Linked DNA regions of Homo sapiens: region 2 is linked to region 1. The links are chromatin loops, found by intact Hi-C in ENCODE. Cell type or tissue: PC-9. All regions are shown on one strand. Each heading gives the region's core, and the rest is flanking DNA. Links, peaks and the distances in the headings are about the cores only.

Region 1 (7,492 bases), core at 1,445-6,444:
TTTCTTCTGATTTAAAAAAATTAGCTAGTGGATTGAAACAACAATGTGATAGCTAAGATTTCATTCTCTCACTTTATAATGAAAGGAGATTTAAAATTAGGGATTATATGGTACACGAAAAATTTATATACACAGATTACAAGTACTAGTTTTTTTAGTGAAGAAAAGACAACTATATATTTTCTCTTTTTATCTGTTGTCCTATTTTACAATTGTAGCAATTAATCTGCCAAACTCTTTAATCAATAAAATATGGTATTTAACAACCAAATTTGGCCCCTCCCTCCCCTTAAATATATTTCCAATGCTCCTTGCTCCATTTTAAACCTGCTGTCCTTTATAAGAGAATAATATATTTTGTAATTTGAGAAAATCATGCAAAGGAAAGTTTCTCAAAATTCACATTAATATGTAATAATAGTAATAAATATGTATAACCATAATATCTTAGAATTTTACAATATTTTATAGAAAACATGAATATTAAAGTGAAAATTTAAACACATCAATTTTTCATGTTAAAATTACTAAGAATGAACTACAGATTCATGAATACTAAGGGCAACTTTTATCTCAGGAAATATATCAGTGGACTGAAAATGTCAAATCAATTCAATTAAATCAGTAATAACACTTTGCTGTTTATGTGGCTGTTTTTTCTTCTATTTTTATTGTCTTAGATTGCATGGATACAATCAAAATAAGTTAATTTGTATACAGGATATAAATGGACCAGAGAATGTGTCTTCTATTAAATAATAACAAATAAGAATACCTTTTATTTTGTGATGGTCTTTACTATTTACTGAGAGACAAGTATTGTTCAAGTTGCCGGTTTTTTTTAATTAGCTGACATATTTCCTGCTTTTATTTGAGTTAGAATTCCTGTACCAAACATTTTAAAAAGAGAAAAAAAATTAAAGAAAGAGAAAAGGAATTTGGAAACTACTATAATGTAAAGTAGCATTATTTATACAACAATTAATTTTAGAGAAGCAAGAGACCTTAGAAATAATCTATTTCAACGCATCTATTTTACAAAAAAGAAAATTGAAACTCATAGATATTTAGTGACTTGTCCTTTGTTACACCAAAAATGAGGGAACTTGGTCTAGAATTCCTCCAGCATATTATGAGGTATTTGTTCTGTGGCCTGATACAATGAAATGAATGTTGGATTAGGCATTTTGGGACAAGTTTTGAATCCTAACTCTATTACTAATTCCTCTTCACTAGACTGAGATTCTGGTATGTGGTATTCAATAAGTGACTTGACTTCTTTAAGCCTGGTTTCTTTTTCAGTGAGATTTACAGCTTAGACTAGTTTCTGAATCTTGACCCTGTGGACAATCTAGTTGGAGAACTGAGATGACCTGGGCATTGTAGGATGTTTAGCAACATTCCTGCCTCTGTAAACTAGACACAGCAGCACATTTACCCAACCTGCTCTGACTGTGACAACCAGAAATGTCTCCAGGCATTGCCAAATGTCAACTGAGGGCAAAATTGCCTACCCTAGCCACCTTAACTGAAAACTACAAACTTCATTGAAATAATTTCTTTATGGCTCCCAGCAGTAACACTGTGCTATTCTAGACCAGTTGGTTAAACTACTGGATGCTTCATCAGAAAGCACCCACTAAGCATCACTCACCATGAAGTTCGTTGGGTACTCTATACAATGAACAAAGGAGATATCACATAATTTTTAAAAAACTTAAAAGATTCACAGGTGAGAATTTTGTAGTAACAATTAAGTATTAACTATTAGAAAAATTTAAGAAGTTTTAACAAAATGATATAAAAATATATTCACTATAAGTAGGATGTAATTTTTGTCCTGTAAGAGTTATCCATGTATTTACGAATTGTACCTACCAGAGGTTACAAAAATTTGGTCATTATTTGAAAGATTAACAGGGACTTATTTCCAATCATAGATGTTCACTATACTATTCTAAGACATTTGCAACTGTGTAAGGCAGTCATTTCCAGTAAGAATTGCTAGAACAAACATTAAGCATTTCACAGTGAAAAGGGTCATAGGTATATTTTCATCCTTTGCATATAGAAGAAATAGCAATCTATTATTCTCAGTTTTTGACTTAAAAGGTATTGTTGCTTCCCTTTCTTTCCCTCCCCTACTCAAGTTTTTGCCCATGGATCCAGATACCTACAAGGGCCTAATACAGGGAAAGTGCACTGTGTATGAGCTATGAAGGCACAATGGAAGCTTGCCTGGCAATCAGTGCCAGAACAGACAGCTAGTCTGATGAATTCTGCTACACATCACAGGGCTACTAGTTTTTTGTTTTTTGTTTTTTTTTTTTTTGTCATACATTACTGCAAGTTCCCTGAGGAAGTTTACTGATCTGTAGTTTTACGAGAAATGCACGTCATGGAGGTGGCGTGGGGGAGCGGGTGAACAAGGAAACTTTAGTTGCTATAAAACAGGAGCTGAGAGCTCAAGCAGGTTGGTTATGTTCTGCCAGATGGAGATAAAACTGTGGCAGCCACATCCTGTGACTAGAAATTGTTTAAGTAGGCAGACCTGTTGGAGGACTAAAGAACATTAGGCAAGGAGATTAAATTAGTGTAGGAAAAAAAATCAGTTTTGTTTAAAACGAAATATCTACTTGTGTTAATAGAACATTCTAACTCCACCATAGGATGGAATCAAGAGGTTTTTTTTTTAATACATATAGTGTATATATATAAATATATATATACACACACACACACTGTATGTATTCCTATGTAGATTAAATATTTTGATTTACCTCTTTCTAGTAAAGCAAAGTTCATTCTGAAATCCAAAATATTCACTTACTAGAGCAGAAAAAAATTAGCTGTGCATTTATGCTGATCACAGTGTAGATAATTAATCTTTAAGAAAGTAGGTTTTTATGTTTATAGTTGATAAAGTGTTAGTGGCAAGAACTTTTTCTGTTATTGAATATTATCATCAGATTACTCGTGCTTTCCATTTTATTCCTTTAAAAAAATCCAACTTTTGTAAGCCACCACTATTTTCTGAAGATTTTATTTCTCTCTAAGCTAAGAAAGGATGTCAAGAATAAACCATTTTCTCCTTTTAAATAAAAATGCATTCACTATAGATATTCATTTGAAATCTCAAACATACCTGAATTAAGTATACTCAGTTTTGTGAGTGAAAATTAATTATTATTTAAAACAAAACAAAACAAAAAAAATGTTCAGTGTTTTCATTTTACTTCTCTTGCTGCTTTTGGGCTCTGACTGGGCCCGGAAGCAGAAGTTGCAAAACATTATGAGAAAACTTTTGCTCTTTTCTTTTTTTTCTTCAATCTCCACCCATATGGAAATACCAGAAATCTGAAACCCCATTCTTGCTAAATATTCTTCTCAGGATTGTATCTCTACTGCAGGTCTTCTATGACGTTTTACAGCTGGCCTCTTTCCATTCAGAATTGCTGTTCATCTTTGAATGTCTCTGCTTTACTCCTGAATGAACACAAACACATTTTTTTTAGGTTTCTTGTTGACATTGGCTTTCTTTATAGCCCATAAAAAATGCATTTGTGGCATCTCTTCCACAGACAAAAATAGTATAATTATGATTCAATACTCGATGAATGTGTGTTAAACTAAACTGTGCCCAAGCTCTGTGCAACAGTACAGGTTTTTCACCTTTCCAGGGGAGAGATGTGGAGCACATATACATTTCAGCCATCCTACATGCCCACAGGGACATCTTTCTGGTCTGTCTCATTGGAATACCCTTCCTTATTTGGTTTTTAGTTTCTTTCTGCTTTAAGCACCTTTCAGAGAGAGAGAGATGTTTTCCTTTGTCTTTGTATAGGCAGTGCCTATCGTTACAGAGTAGCCTTTAAATACATATTTGTTGAATTAATAATGATACACATGAACTGATGAGGCTCTATAATTCTATGAGATAATCTGGTATCGTGGGAATATTTTAGCATGTTTTGTATAGATAGACTGACACTATGACTGGTAATCTGATAGTAAAAATGGCAAAATATTGAGCCTGAGTATTATTTTATTATGTTGCTTTCTTATACAAGGAGGGAATAAAATAAAGTGATGTGGACTGTAATTGTGCTCATGAAAGACACAATGTATACATACCTCCTTGAGACGGAATGATAAGGATAACGTAGAATGTTTACCATGATTTATCAGTCTCTCCTATATAAGAAAAATATTTCTTGTCCTGAAGTGGTAACTTTGGTGAAGTCTTTTGCTTGCTCTTTTACAGACTAATTAACAAGTTTTCTATGCCGGCTCTGTCCTTTCCTCTCCTCTCACCCCTGAAAAGTGGTTAAAAGTTTGGCATTTGTTACCCAGAATACTAAATGTAACACATATGTGGCAAGATTTGATGGAATTGCACTTCTGTTCTTATTATGTTCCTTTCTGGAAAATTATGACAATTTGTGTCCCCTTAGAGAGTGTAGCACAGTTTTCTGGTTGCTCCTCATGATAATCCAAAAAAAAAAATCCAGCTAACCCTTACCTTTTAGAGTAAGAATCTTTAGAAGAAAGAGTGCTTTCATCAAATCATTTGAGAACGTTAAGTTGAATAACTGATACGGTACTACCCTACAGACATGCGCAGGAAGTATCTGCATTTCTGTGGCGTTCTGCTAAGGAAAAGAATTTTCTTTCCAGACAAGATTTTTCAAAATCATATTTTAAAAATATCTTAATGATGAATTTGAAGTTGAGAACCAACTTATTTCAAGTAAAATTAAAATTTTGAGAGATAAGAGAATATACTTTTTTTAAGGTTAGAACTCAGAGGCCATTATGACAATTAATGGGCTAGTGGAGACACCTGGTCTCTAAGAAGGAGACACCAGCTTCTTCATGTTTTGATTTCTGCCTTGTTCTCTTGTCTGTCACCACTAGACACATACTATTTTATAGTAATTACTTGCATATTTTGTAGAAAAGGCAGCTGTGTTTTCTACAAATATTTCACAAATGTTAGTATTGCTCTATGCCAAGGAACAGAAGACAAATTTGTGGAAAAGATACATGTGGCCCCTCCCCAGGTGGGATTTCTTGTGTAGGCCCCATGCAGTGGAGGGACAGAGGGGGCCAGTGCTCATTTTGAGGACACGATAGTTCGGACTGTCTGAGGAAATCGACAGTGTGTGTTTAATGACCAAACCAACATGGCTTTGAAGAATACATATATATTTTTTTTTTTGCTTTTTTTTTTTCATTGCCCAGGCTGGAGTTCAATGGCATGATCTCAGCTCACTGCAACCTACGCTTCCCAGGTTCAAAGAATTCTCCTGCCTCGGACTTCTGAGTAGCTGGGATTACAGGCATGCACCACCATGCCTTGCTAATTTTGTATTTTTAGTAGAGACAGGGATTTTCTATGTTGTTCAGGCTGGTCTCGAGCTCCCAACCTCAGGACCTCAGGTGATCTGCCCGCCTTGGCCTCCCAAAGTATTGGGATTACAGGCGTGAGCCACTGTGCCTGACCAAGAATATTTTTCTTAATTTTTCTGTAAAACTAGTTGTTTTAGTTTTCAAAGAAAGATATTTTGGTAGTTTTTCTTTAAAATGCATATCATCATACAGAAATCATTGTCCACGTATATGGACATATATATCTATATAAATAGATTATATCTATATAAATATATAGATATATTTGTCCATATATATGTCCATATATATATATATATATATATATATATATATATATATGATCTTTTTTTTGATATAGTGTCCTAGACCTGGAATTCCTGTGTTAAAAAATGAAAACATTTTCAGTCTCTTCATATATATTGACAAATGGCTTTCAGAAAAGTTGTTTCCTCTATTCTCTTCCTAACATTGTATGAGTTTCCTTTCACATACTTTTGTCAGAGTTTAATTTTATCATTTTCAAAAGTGTTACTTTTATAAAAACTGGTATTTCTTCAATTTACCATTTTGTGATTAATTTAATTTTTACTGTGTTCAGGGTTTTATCATATGCTTATTATTTACATTTCCTTTGTGAATTGTGTTCCTATGATTTGCACATTTATCTTTTGTGCAGCTGTGTTTAAATTTTGAATATAAAGTTATATGAAAGAGGAAATATGTAATTTACATAAACACACCCAAATATATGTGTGTGTGTGTGTGTGTGTGTGGTGTGTGTGTGTATTCTGTGTTGAAATAAATGGTAGAACCAGGACAACAGGTAGAGGTTATGAGGTTGTCATCTGTGACACAGTCTAGAGGAGAAACTGTGTGGGCATCTATCAACTTACCTTTTTGAAAGAATCTTAACTATTAGTTTCTGGAATATTCAGAGAAGACTTGTAAGGCCAACATGGACTCTAGTTTCCATCCTCCTGAGAAGACATTCCATTATGAAATCTAAGTAACTTTGACAGCAAACCCTTCAGTCTTATCATTTTCATTAGATAATCTACCACCAACACAATGATCCAAAAATGCATTATATTCTTGCACTGGAGTTCTTCACTTTTTGCTTCACCCCAAAACTGCCGCTCCTAACCACATGCTTAGCTGCTAACTTTCACACCAGGCTTATGAGAACAGTATTTTCAGTAAGCTCTCTTTTCAATTCCTTTCACAATGGAGCTGCAGAATCTTTGAGTTGAAAGAAGCCTTAGAGGTGACTAGGATCAATGTATATATATCCCTCTTACCACACACACTCACTGAATATTTTCTAAAAACTACATTAAGAAAAAAAGAAAAGCCTAATTTAGTGCTGAACTGCTGAAATATTTTGAAATTTGTGGTTTCAAAATCTTAACACTGTTAATTGAAACCAATGTTTCTCATGCCTTTTAGTCTCTGGACTCCTTTTTAAACATTCTTAAACATAAACCTAATTTTTAGCATAATTGTGGAATATAAAGAGGTTTTGTCTATGTGGGTTATATATATTTATTGTAAAATAAACTAGATAGAATTTTAAAATATTTAATTATTTATTAAATAATAATAAATCAATATATTAATATAAATAGCACATATTGTATGAAAAACAACCAGATATTATAAAACAAAGATTTAATAGGAATAGTGTCACTTTTTTGCATTTTTACAAATCTTTTAAATGTCTGTCTGAATAATAGATAGCTGGATTCTCATATATGCTTTAATATTCTCTATCTGTTGTAATATTATATACCATATAGTTTCTGGAAACATTAATTTTCTACTAATGAGAGAATGAGAGAGAAGAAGAAAAATAACTTCTTAGTACTGTTAGGTAAATAATAATACTCATAACACTTAATTAATATTATTTTGACCTTGAAGAATCTTTAAAAGGTTCTTGGGGACTATCTTGAGTCTCCAGAAAACACTGAGAACCACTGATACGCCAACAAGATAAAATTCTTATCCTTACCGCAGCATGGAATAGGACCATACTTTCTTCCTTATAATAATACTTCAAGTATTTGAATGTATTTATTGTATTTTCATCTATACTATT
Region 2 (7,492 bases), core at 1,637-6,636, 81 kb before region 1:
TTTTGCACATGCTGCTCCTCTCTCTGGAACACTCTCCCCCACCATGCGTCTCAGGCTAACTCCTAACAGCCTTTCAGGACCCTGTTTCAACCCTGTTGACATGACCTCAGATTCTCAGACTGAGCTAGATATCTCTTCTCTGTGTTCCCTTAGAATCAGTTTGTACTAGTTTTAGTATTTATTAACAGCATTTTAGTTGTGGCTCTCTTTCTAGTTGTTAGCCATTATATAATGATATATGTTTATATCATTAATTCTGGAAAAATGATTAGCACACAGTAGACATTCAATAAATGCTTGTTGAACTGATTGATGGAAGTTTTTGTCACTTGGCCAATAAATGGGAATGCATATATGTAAACCGTATTCAAGATACTGACATGTTTTTGTTCAGTTTTTAAAAATCAGTTAGGATTTTGATTTTATCATGAAGATTTTTTCTTCAGAATCTAAAATTGACTAATAAAGTTAAGTTTCTCTTTAAAAATAACCTTTCTCATCAATTTTATAAACAAAGATGAATATATATCCTCTAACCCTCTTCCTTTTTGTGATTATTTCTTATTTAAACATTCAAGTGATAGAAGAGCCCTAATCTACTCTCCAGAATTTGGTGGTGAGTTGTTGTTGTTATTGTTGCTGTGAACAATAAATTATTATAGCAAAATGCCACACAGGCTGGGCTGCCTGCTACAGATCATTAGTTACTTCTTTGCCTTCTAGAGCCTCATGGATTTAAAAAGACAAGACCAGGAAAAATATAGAGGATTTCCTTCTGCCCCTTGTTTGGAAAGCATGGCTTTTTCAAGGAGATTAAAACTAATTTTTATTCAGGCTGTAAATATAATATATAATTATCCAAACAGAAGAGATCTTCACTGATAAAAAAATACCCCAAATTCAGCATATTTCTATAAAGATTAACATTCACTGCTTACTATGTGTCAGATGTTATCATAAGCATATTCTATGCATATGCACACTAAAATTTTAACAGTGCTATATTACTGATGAGAAAAGGAGGCTTAGAGGGATTATGCTGTACTTAGTAGGCAGTGAGGTCAGAATTAAAACTCAGGTGTTCTGATTCCAGAAACTTCATACTTATCTGCTATATTCTAGTCCTTCTGAAACAAAGCACCCCTTTTCCTTGATGTGCAGTCAGGCTCCCTGGAATATATCGTGTAGTTACATAGCATGAAATTTTATTTCTAAAATAAAACTCTGCATAGTGTTTAGAGTGACCTACATAATATCAGAGGGGCAGTGGCTGCCTCTGTGACAGAGGAGGCATAAGAAGTCAGTCAAATGACTTTGTCAGCTTCATATGCTGGAAATTAAGAGTGACTGCAGGACTCTACTAGTTTGAGCTCCCAAGGTATAGAGGATTGGCCGTTGACTTTGAGCTTTCTCAATCATTTATTCTCATCTACTGATGGGAATAGCATATTTTGTCTTGGATTAAAAGAAAAACAACTTTGCAAGCCTCATTAAGCCAAGGATAATATCATCTCTAGAGATAAAATAACATGCCAGTCATTCAATCTACAAGCAAATAAAGTACATTTATAAGTATATTTGATTTTTACCATGTTAGACCTCAATGGACCTGTACGATGAATGCTGGGGCTTAGTGAGGCAAAGCATCAAATCCGAGGCCATGTGACAGAATTGGAACTAGAACCAAGAGGTATTATCTTTTTACCAATGTATCTAATGGTCACATTCCTTATTTCATGGTTGTGCATTTGGTCATTGATTGCTTGTAGCTCTTGGCATTAGGATAATTATTTATTATAAATGAAATAAATTTGAGTCAGTGATAATATGTTGTCAGGTATGTGAGGTTGCAATATACTTTATATCTTTAAATTCTTCAACCAACATACATATAGCACGTCACTTATGTGATAATATCTAACTCTTGATAATTCAAATTGGTTCTCATTCTTCTGATGTCATCAGTGCCAGTCTAGTTCTCTTTCTGATTATGACTATGGTGCTTACTTTAGTGTAGTTGCAGCCATAGGATACCAGGATTCTCAACTTTCCTTCTCTTGTCCTCCCTCTTCCTTTTCTTGTTTTTTATATTTTTCATTCCAGCTTTCTTAAAACATAAGGTCTTTGGTATTTTCTAAGACTTCCATCTGTGTTTTATTTCCTATCCTCTTTTATTTCTTTCAAAACTTGGCTTTGAAAGAGTTCACTTAGTCTTTTTTAAGTTTTTCTGTCCCCTCACCTAGGCCTGAAAACATGCTCAGGTACTCCCTAACACTGGAAATACCCTCTTAGCCCTGCCTGGAGCTAATAATCTTATTGTTCTTCTTCTATGCATCTCTAAGTTTCTTGAAAAGTGGTGTGCGTTAATTGCTACACTGCCTAACCACTAATTCATAGCCCCATACCATGTGTCTTGCTTCCCCATCCCTCTGATGAAATTGCTGTCTCAAAGGACAACATGAATTCATTATTGCCAAATCCAATGGCCTTTTCTTATGTTTGAGCTTCTTTTTCATGGCTGCAGCATTTGAGAATTTTTCTTTTCTTGAAAATATTTCCTCTTATACTCTGTGACCCCACCATTTCCTACTTTCCTCCCACCTTTGTATCACTTCTCAGTTTTCTTATCTAGTTCCTCTTCCATCTCTTTCCTCTTAAGCTCAGACATTCCCCCAAGGTTCTGTTCTCATTTATTTCCTCTACCTTTCACTCTGTCTTTGAGTCACTCATTCTCTTCCATAGCTTCAATTATCAGAGAAGTTGCTGACTTTCTGAGTCATAGACTTTAAGTAGCTGACCAAAGCAATGAAACTCCTCCTTCAAATATTGACATAATAATAAACCATTTTATAACATGTGCTCGTAACATTTATTGAGCACTTACTATTTGATCTATTAAATCCTCACAACAACTCCATGAAGCTGGATAAGAAAACTTGCCAAAGAGCCACACTTTCCAACTTAATATAGCTGGGATTCAATCCCCAGCAGTTGACTATAAATAACCTAGGGCACTCAAATTCTGCATATATTAGAAGAATTGTGGCACCTTGAATTTATTTGCAGGAACTCCTAAGCTATCACCACTAGGATGGTAGCTACAAAATCTTTCTGTCTAGCTACAGCCTGAATTCCATATAACTCTCTTTCTAGAATCGATTTTATTGAGGCAAATTGATGTAATATAAACTGCATATATTTAAAGTGTTCAATTTCATAAGTTTTGGCATATATACATATATGTATCTCTATAAAACCTTTACACTTTCAAGATAGTAAACACATCAATTTTCTGCAAACGTTTCCTGAATACCCTTCTCATTCCTTCTTACTTGCCCTCATTTCATTTGCCCAGAGGCAATTACTGATCTGCTTTCTGTTACAGGGAAATTTGCATCTTCTGGAGTTTTATAATTAATGGAATCATATCGTTTAGCCTTTTTATCTATCTTCATTCACTCAGCTTAATTATTCTGAGATTTATTCATGTAGCTGTATGTAACAACACTTTGTTCTTATTTACTGCTGAGTAGTATTTCATTATATGGATATACTAAAATTTATCCATTAACCTGTTTTTATATATATATTTATATATATATATAATACTTTAAGTTCTAGGGTACATGTGCATAACGTGCAGGTTTGTTACATATGTATATATGTGCCATGTTGGTGTGCTGTGCCCACTAACTCGTCATTTACATTAGGTATATCTCCTAATGCTATCCCTCCCCCTTCCCCCCACCCCACAACAGGCCCCGGTGTGTGATGTTCCCCTTCCTTTGTCCAAGTGTTCTCGTTGTTCAATTCCCACCTATGAGTGAGAACATGCGGTGTAACCTGTTGATGGACATATTGGGTTGTTTCCATTTTGGGATTATTGAAAACAATCCTGCTACAAATTTTTTGTGTCTTTGTTTGGACATATTCTTTTATTTTTATTGGGTAAATAACTAGGAGTGGACTTGCTAGGTATATAATACATATACTTTTACAACTTTTAAATGATGGCAAACAGTTTTGCAAAGTGACTGCACCATTTTACATTTCCATCCTCATTGTCTGAGAATTCTAGTGCTCCACATCCTTGGCAACACTTGGTATGGCCAGCATTTTTAATTTTAGCTGTTCTAATAGGAATGTACTGTAATCTTGCGGTTTTAATTTTCATTTACCCAATGACTAATACATTTGAGCATCTGTTCATGTGCCTCTTGGCCATACACTTGTATTCTTTTGTGATGTGTCTCTTCAAATAATTTTTCCATTTTAACAATTGAATTTTTTTCTTACTCTTAAGTTTTGAGAGTTCTTTATATTATCTGAAGAACTCTCAAATAATACAAATAATATCTGTAACAATTGCCTTATTACAGATATTATTTGCAAATATTTTCTCCCAGTCTGTGATTTATCTTTGCATTTTTTAACAGTAACTTTTAAAGGTCACACATTTTAATTTTTATAAAATACAATTTATTAACTTTTAATGGATTATTCTTTCAGTTTCATATCAATTAAATCTTTGTTTAATGCAAAGTCACAAAAAATTTCTATGTGTTTTACAAGTGTTAATGCTTTTGGTTTTGCATTTAGGTCTAGGATCAATTTTTAGCTAATTTTTGTATATGATGTGAGGTGCGAACCAAAGTTTATATTTTGCATGCCATTATCCAATTGTTCTAGCACCATTTGTCAAAAGACTATCTTTTCTCCACTGAATTGCCTTTTCACTGTTGCCAAAAAATCAGTTGTCTCTATATGTATGGGCCTGTTTCTGGACTCTGGTTTGGTCCATTGATCTATTTGTCTATTTTTTTTTTTTTTTGATGGAGTCTTGCTCTGTTGCCCAGGCTGGAGTGCAGTGGCGCGATCTCGGCTCACTACAAGCTCCGCCTCCCAGGTTCACACCATTCTCCTGCCTCAGCCTCCCAAGAAGCTGGGACTACAGGCACCCATCACCACACCTGGCTAATTTTTTGTATTTTTTTTTTTTTTTTTTTAGTAGAGACAGGTTTCACCGTGTTAGCCAGGATGGTCTCGATCTCCTGACCTTGTGATCTGCCAGCCTCGGCCTCCCAAAATGCTGGGATTACAGGAGTGAGCCACCGCGCCCAGCCTATTTGTCTATCTTAATACCAATACCACACTGTCTTTATTACTTTAACCTTAGTCTCGAAGTTAGGTAGAGCTAATCCTCTTTGTTTTTCTTTTATAAAATTGCTTTGGCTTTTCTAGGTCCCTTAAATTTCCAGCAAATTTTAGAATCAGCTTATCAATTTGTACATAAAAGCTTGATGAAATTTTGACTGGGAATACATTGAATCTATATATTAATTTGCAGCATATCTGCATTACAAAATATTGAGTCTCCTCATCCATGAACAGAAACAGTTCTGTACTTATTTAGGTTTTCTTTAATTTTTCTCAGTAATATTTTACAGTTTTCAGTTTGCATGGCTTGAGCATCTTTTGTCAGACTCATATGTAAGTAGTTGGTATTAATTGACGGTATTTTCATAGTTTTAAAAATTTCAATTTGTAACGTTCATTGGGAACAGTTAGAAATACAATTGAATTTTTATATTGATCTTTTATTCTGCAGCCTTGCTAACTCACTTAGCTTTTTTTATTAGCTTATTGTTCATTGAAGTTTTTACAGAAGTGATCACACTGCCATCAGATAAAGACAATTGTACTTTTCTCTTACCAATCAGGATGTGTTTTGTATAACTACTCTTGGCTTAGTAGCTAAAATATCTTGCACAATGTTGAAAGGAAGAGATAAAAGTAGACATCATTATCTCATTCCCCTTTTTAAGGGGAAAGCATTCAGTTTTCACTACTGAAAATAATATTAGCCATAGAATTTCCATAGGTGATGATTATTAGGTTAAGGAAATTCCCTTCTATTCCTAGTGTGCTGAGAGTTTTATCAGGAATAAATGTTGGATTTTGTCAGATGCTTCCCTCTGTATCAACCGAGAAGATCATAATAGATTTTCTTTTTTAGTTTTTTACCATGATAAATTACATTTATCAATTTTTAAATGTTAAACAAATCTTGCATTTCTGGGACAAAACTTGATTTGGATTCAATTTGCTAAATTTTATTTAATATTTTTGTATCTATTTTCATGAAGGATATTGCTCTGTTCTTTTCTTTTTTTTTAACGTCTTTTTCCAGATTTTGTATCTAATAGAAAGTGAGGAATAATTTCTTCAATTATTTGGACTAGTTTTTTTAGAATTGGTATGAATTTTTCCTTAAACATTTCATAGAATTTACCAGCAAAACTATGTGGACCTAAAGTTTTCTTTTTTGGGGATAATTTTTTCCCATTTTTTTATTCAGATAAAATATGCATAACATAAAGTTTATTATATTAACCTTTTTTCTATTTTTAAAAATTATTTTTATAGACTTTATTTTTAGAGCCGGTTTAGATTCATAGCAAAATTGTACAGGAGGTATGGAGATTTCCCAGACCAATATATTTGTTACAAATGATAAACCTACATTGACACATCATTATCACCCAGAGCCCAGTGTTAATATTGTTAAAAATTGCTTTTTTTTTTTTTTTTTTTTTTTGAGACAGAGTCTTGCTCTGTCCCCTAGGCTGGAGTGCAGCGGTGTGATCTCAGCTCACTGCAACCTCCGCCAGCTGGGTTCAAGCAATTCTCCTGCCTCAGCCTCCTGAGTATCTGGGATTACAGGCACCCACCACCATGCCCAGCTAATTTTTGTATTTTTAGTAGAGACAGGGTTTCACCATGTTGGCCAGGCTGGTCTTGAACTCCTGACTTCAGGTGATCCGCCAGCCTTGGCCTCCCGAAGTGCTGGGATTACAGGCATGAGCCACTGCACCCAGCCCCTCTCTGTCTTTTTTAACTGCTGTTGCTTTAAAGTTTGTTTTGTCTGATATAAGAATAGCTACTCCTGATTGTTTTTGGTGTTTATTTGCATGAAATATCTTTTTCTACCCCTTTACTTTAAGTTCATGTGAGTTCTTATATGTTAGATGAGTCTCCTGAAGACAGCAGAAACTCGATTGGTGAATTCTTACCCATTCTACCATTCTGTATATATATATGTGTGTGTGTGTGTGTATATATAGATATAGATATAGATATTTTTTTTTTGAGATGGAGACTCGCTCTGTCACCCAGGCTGGAGTGCAGTGGGGCAATCTCGGCTCAGTGCAAGCTCCACCTCCTGGGTTCATGCCATTTTCCTGCCTCAGCCTCCCAAGTAGCTGGGACTACAGGTGCCTGCCACCACGCCTGGCCAATTTTTTTTTTTATTTTTAGTAGAGACAGGGTTTCACCATGTTGGCCAGGATGGTCTCGATCCCTGACCTGGTGATCCGCCTGCCTTGGCCTCCCAAAGTGCTGGGATTACAGGTGTGAGCCACCGCACCCAGCCATTCTGTATCTTTTAAGTGGAGCATTTAGGCCATTTATATTCAATACTAGTATTGCAATG

The links. A loop is a pair of places that touch in the nucleus more often than their neighbours do. Peaks named below come from ENCODE experiments on the same cell type or tissue, not always from the same donor. Only the 100,000 strongest peaks of a DNase experiment are listed, where the experiment ranks them.
Region 2: it touches region 1 in a loop (2.7-fold over the local background); 3 of 110 quality-filtered maps call a loop at or near these places.

The regions. Positions count from the first base shown.
Region 1 is chr1:198,654,336-198,661,827 of GRCh38, forward strand. The region is part of intron 2 of PTPRC (protein tyrosine phosphatase receptor type C); the gene reads left to right. PTPRC-AS1 (PTPRC antisense RNA 1) reads right to left here. Exons shown (of 3, transcript NR_199042.1): 2 at 6,288-6,371; 3 at 3,218-3,486. Among named protein-coding and RNA genes, the nearest start is that of PTPRC-AS1, 9.1 kb to the right of the region's middle. In PC-9, for the core only: no CTCF peak of the experiment used is centred there; DNase peaks (open chromatin) are centred at 2,476 and 3,466; H3K27ac peaks cover 2,754 bases.
Region 2 is chr1:198,573,535-198,581,026 of GRCh38, forward strand. No RefSeq gene overlaps it. Among named protein-coding and RNA genes, the nearest start is that of ATP6V1G3, 37 kb to the left of the region's middle. In PC-9, for the core only: no CTCF peak of the experiment used is centred there; a DNase peak (open chromatin) is centred at 4,137.